Regions from separate parts of the Homo sapiens genome. Here region 1 is linked to region 2. A link is a loop called in an ENCODE intact Hi-C map of the cell type or tissue named here. Cell type or tissue: ascending aorta. All regions are shown on one strand. Each heading gives the region's core, and the rest is flanking DNA. Links, peaks and the distances in the headings are about the cores only. Region 1 has its middle 10 kb from the start of RGCC. Region 2 overlaps LOC105370174 (a long non-coding RNA gene).

Region 1 (2,809 bases), core at 54-2,553, 110 kb before region 2:
ATAACTCAATGGGATATAAGGTATCATATCACAGAATATACACACATGGTGTACACCCACTGTGATATTAGAAGCAATATCTCCCTATGATAGTATGAGAAATATCAAACGGAGTACACTCTCTGTGATATTAGATGTAATGTTTACCATGGATATTACAAATAATATCACAGGGTGTACACACATGAGGTACGCCCACTGTGGTATTATTTGTACTGTCTTAGAGAGATATAACTCTCTAATATTACACAGAGAGCTATGACTCTGTAATATCTCTAAGATATTACAAATAATATCACAGTGGGTGTACACTATGTGTGTACACCCACTGTGAGATTTACAGCAATATCTCCCTATAAGACTACAAATATTATCAAAGGGTGTACACCCCCTGTAACCTTAGGAGTAACACCCTTCTGGATATCAGGAATAATACCATAAGGCATACACACCTTGTGACATTTTGTACACACTTTGTGACATTAAAAGTCACATCCCCCTAGTATATTATGAATAATATCAAAGGCAGTTGACGCACATGGTATACACATCCTGTTACATTAGGCATAATCTTTTTCTGTGATTTACGAATAATATCACAGAAGGTGTACACACATGGTGTACACTCCAGGTGACATTAGGAGCAACATCCCCCCAAGATATTAGAAATAATATTACCAGGGTTGCATACACATGGTGTACTCTCCCTGTGACATTAGCAGCAACATTCCCCTAGAATATTACGAATAACCTCAGAGGGGGTGTACACACATAATGTACGCACCTTGTAAAATTAGGAGTAGCATCTCCCTACGATGTTATGAATAATATCACAGAATGTGTACACACATGGCGGATACCCCATGTGATGTTAGGAGTTACATCTTTCTAGTATGTTAGGAATAATATCACAAAGGTGTTCACACATGGTTAACAGCATATGGAATATTAGGATTAACATCCCTCGAGAATATTACAAATAACATCACAGGGGTTGTGCACACATGGTGCACAAGCCCTGTGACATTAGGAGTACATTTCCCTGACACATTACGAGTAATATCAGAGAGAGTGCACCTTCTGTGACATTTGGAGTAAAGTCCCCTAGGATAGTACGAATAATATCACAGGGTGTACATCCCCTGTGACCTGAGGAGTAACATCTTTCTAGGATATTGTGAATAATATCACAAAACGCACAGCCCCTGTGACACGAGGAGTAACATCCACCTAGGATATTAGGAATAATATCACAGGGAGTACACCCCGTGTGACAGTAGGAGTAACCTCCCCCGAGGATATAACGAACAAATACAGAGGATGTACACGTGTCGTGACATTAGCAGTAACATCCATTTAGGATATTACGAATATTATCACAGTGTGAACACCCCCTGTGATATTAGGAGTAACATTCCCCTACAATATTGGGAACCATATCATACGGTGTACACCCCCTGTGACATTAGATGTAACATTTTGTTAGGATATTATGAATAATATTACAAGGTGTACAGCCCCTGGGATAATAGGAGTAACATTTCCATAAAATATTACGAATAATATCACTGTTTGCACACCACGGGTGACATTAGGAGTAACAGCCCCCAAAACTATTATGAATAACTTCACAGGGTGTACACCCTCTGTGACATTAGGAGTAACATCTTTCTAAAATATTACGAATCAAATCGCAAAATGTACACCCCCTGTGACATTAGAAGTAACATCACCCTAGGCTATAAGAAATAATATCAGACTGTGTACCTGCATTGTGACATCAGTAGTAACATCCCTTACTACTGATTTTTACGAATATTTTCAGAGCGTGAACACCTTCTGTGACATTAGGAGTAACATCACCCTATAATATTGGGAATAATACCACACGATGTACACCGCCTGTGACATTAGTGGTAACATTTCTTTAGGATATTACGAATAATATGACAGGGTGTACAGCCCCTGTGATATTAGGAGTAACATATCCAAAAAACTGTACAAATAATATCACTGTTTGTACACCACGTGTGACATTAGGAGTAACATCCCCCCAAACTATTATGAATAACTTCACAGATTGTACACCCTCTGTGATATTAGGAGTCAACATCTTCCTAGAATGTGAAGAATAACATCACAGGATGTACACCCCCGTGACATGAGGAGTAACATCACTCTAGGATATTATGAATAATATAACAAAGTGGACACAATGTGTATGGTGGGAGTAACATCCCCCTGGGATACTACGAATCATAGCACAGAAAGCACACCCCCGTGACAATAGGAGTCACATCCCCTTAGGATATTATGAATAATATCACAAGCTGTACAAGCATTGTGACATTAGTAACAATATCCAGATAGTATATTGTGAATAATATCACAGCGTGTACACATTTGCGATATTAGGAGTAACATCTCCCTAGAATATTACGAATAATATCACAGGGTGTACACATCCTGCGACTTTAGGATAATCATCCCCGTGGATAACTACAAATAATTTCACAGGATGTTAAACCCCTGTGACAATAGGAATAATATACTTCTAGGATATGATGAATAATATCACAGTGTGTACACCCACTGTGATATGAAAAGTTATACCTCCCTCAGATATTGTGAATAATATCACAGGGTGTACACCACGTGTGCACACCTATTGTGATTTTTAAAGTAATATCTCCTTAGGATATTACGAATAATATCAAGGGGTGTACACACCCTATGACATTAAGATAACACCCCTTTAGGATATTCGAAATAATATCCCAGGGTGTACACCCCATGTGACATTACAAGT
Region 2 (2,809 bases), core at 30-2,529:
TCCCCCGAGAAGGAACTGACTAAAGGGACCAGTTCTTTTGGGAGCTGAGTGCCTAACTGAGTCAGGGTTCTCCCTGGGTTTGGGGAGAGGGAACAGGCCAGCATGCCCAGCTAATTTTTAAAAATTTTTCGTTGAGATGGGATCTCCCAGTGTTGCTCAGGCTGGCCTTGAACTCCTGGGCTCAAGTGTTCCTCACGCCTCGGCCTCCCAAATTGTTGGGATTACAGGCATGAGCCACTGTACCCGAAGAGAACCATCTTAAAGAGAAAAAAGAGCTGTTTTTATTTTTTGTTTTTAGAAGGCCACGTTCATTTTTTCAGAGGCACTTGGTCTTTTTAGTGCTAAGGAAATAATACTCAAGGATTTTTAAAAACTGTTACACAACAGCTTCTTCTTAAAGGCTGAATCACAGGCACTTTAGAAAACTTCTTAGTGGAGGAGGCTCCACTGATATGTACTCAATACTTACACTCAACAGGAGGGATATATTTCGATTTTGAGTTTGACAGGCACACACTGATCTCATTTAAGTCCTTACCCAGCTGGAGCTCAGGAATTCCAGTGCGCTTTCCACAAGAACTTCCTCATGTCTTGTCGTGCCGAACAGTGGGGCATGACCCAGGCCCTGTTTCTGCAAGGAAAGAGAAGTGGCTCCCAAGAACTGTAGTGGCCTCTTGGTATAAATTGTTTTCCTAAAGGCCCACAGTACAGGGCAAGAGTTTTCTTGGCAACCCAAATTAGAAATAAAAAAAAAAAAAAGCTGATTTGTTCACATCATCAAATAATGGCCCAGAGGCTGTGGAGTAGATGTCCAATTTCAAAGGCCTTGCCCTTCCTCTGGGCCAGAGGCCTTTCATCACAGCTAGGAAATTACCTCCCTAACATGCATGCTGCGCCTGCCTCCATAACCCAGAGGTCAGAAAGGCAGAGCACTTCTATAAGATGGAGGCAAAAATACAAATGGAAAACTGGGTGTCTCTGCAAAAACAAGACTAAGGAGAACCAAGGCACTGCCATCCAAACCCAACACCGCCTTCAGTGAGTGCTCTCAGGAGGCCTGACAGCAGAATATATGCCCAAGGCAAGAATGTCACCCAAGGTTCCCATATCTCCTGCCCTCACGTTGTGTCCCAGGTCTGGGTTCTCTGCTTGAGTAATGCTCCAAGCTGCAAATGCCCCCAGCCAATTCTATCTCCTCAACCCATCACAGGCCCTCTGTCTAAGGACCTTCCTACCAGTGGGGGTTAGGAGGAAAGCATGGGAATGAAAGAATTTGGACCAAGGGGTGCATGATGGTAGCCCGTCAGGGCAACTTGTAGTTGAAAAGAGAAGCCCCTTTTGCAGGGAAACACCACTGTACAGATAGACTTCAGATGCTGCGGGGCACGGCGCCAGGCCAGCTGTGTGGAGCTGCATTCCAGCCAAGTGACTGAATATCTGCTTTCATGCGGTTTTGTGGAGCTGCTACAATCTTCCACCTCTGCAGAGTATACCCGTTTCTTCCAGTCACCACGAAAGGTCATGCAAAAAGAGATTCTTCAGTTCTGGCACTACATATTTAATATCAAATCTTTGTACTTGAGCCTGCAATGGATGGACATGCATATTCTATCAGCCTTGAAAATAGCTGTTCCAACACTGGAGCCCTGAAGGAAACTTTTCAGTTAAATATTCTCTCTTTGCCAACTGCCAAATAGACAATTTTATTATTCAACCCATGGATCCATTAACTCAACCCTGGCCTTCCCCAGTAGCCCCTGTCATCTGCTCTTCTTTTGTGTGTAACACCCTTGATCTGAGCATCCGCTTGTTGCAGAGGCCCTTGGATTCCCCAGCAGCCTCAGGCTCTGTAGGAGCCACCCCTAGGAGGCAAGTCAATCAGGCTGCTTCCCCAGCTTTGCTATTTGATTTCTGTTGGGGCTGCAAGTGTTCCTTTCTAGGCCATTTTTAGGCCTGAATTTCATATGGGCCATAAAATCTTTTGTAAAAGGAAATGGATCAGCTAGCTTTGTCGAGACTCACTCTATTTCTGGAGTCCTGATGATGAAAGACTTAATTAGTGCTGGAGTAAACAAACGGTCAGTCTCGTTAAATTAGCAGCAGTATTTATTAATATAAACACATTGCACTTGAAAAATCCAACTTTAATGTCCCCTCTGAGTAAATATACTTATTTTTCTTCAAGTTTCAATCAGTAAGGCTTCATGTACAGCCATGATGTCATGAGACCAATTACACAGAGTACTCTTGACAGGCTCATGATTTTCTTGCCGTATTCTGGCCTGCGTAAGGAGCAAACTTGCTTTAGGATGTTCAGAGAGACACTGTTCTCTTCCATTTCCAGGTCAAACCCCAGCTACCATGACTTAATGCTTCAGAGCTGCATTTCATATTAATACATTCTTATATTCTGAAACTCCTCTGTGGTCACACTCACCATCTTTGGAGTCTGAATTTATTCACACACTCTGGTTGTTCCTTCAGGGAAGGAGCTAGCAGCCCCAAAGTACTTCCACTGAAGCCTTTGGAAAAGAGGGAAGACTCCAAGTCTCTGGCACCTGCAGAAGAGGGGAATCTTGAGAAGTAGCTGACGCTCCGAGTTTACATGTCCCCTTGGTGAGATTTCTTACAGCAGAACATGACGTTCTTCCCACCCCCAGGATGCAAACCACTTTAAAAGAATGTTATACTTTGCTCTGCGTGGCCAAATACCACAAACACCACTTGATTTTAAAATTATGTAGTCTTGGTATTCCAAAGCCAACGTGCACCACCATGCAAGAACAGATGCGGTCTCTGAAGGCAAAAG

The links. Peaks named below come from ENCODE experiments on the same cell type or tissue, not always from the same donor. Only the 100,000 strongest peaks of a DNase experiment are listed, where the experiment ranks them.
Region 1: a loop joins it to region 2, with 2.9 times the contacts of the local background. A loop is called at or near these places in 8 of 110 quality-filtered maps.

What each region holds. Positions count from the first base shown.
Region 1 is chr13:41,445,906-41,448,714 of GRCh38, forward strand. No RefSeq gene overlaps it. Among named protein-coding and RNA genes, the nearest start is that of RGCC, 10 kb to the right of the region's middle. In ascending aorta, for the core only: no CTCF peak of the experiment used is centred there; no DNase peak of the experiment used is centred there.
Region 2 is chr13:41,560,863-41,563,671 of GRCh38, forward strand. LOC105370174 (a long non-coding RNA gene) reads left to right here. Exons shown (of 3, transcript XR_941901.2): 3 at 2,485-2,809. Among named protein-coding and RNA genes, the nearest start is that of MIR5006, 6.1 kb to the right of the region's middle. In ascending aorta, for the core only: no CTCF peak of the experiment used is centred there; a DNase peak (open chromatin) is centred at 1,399.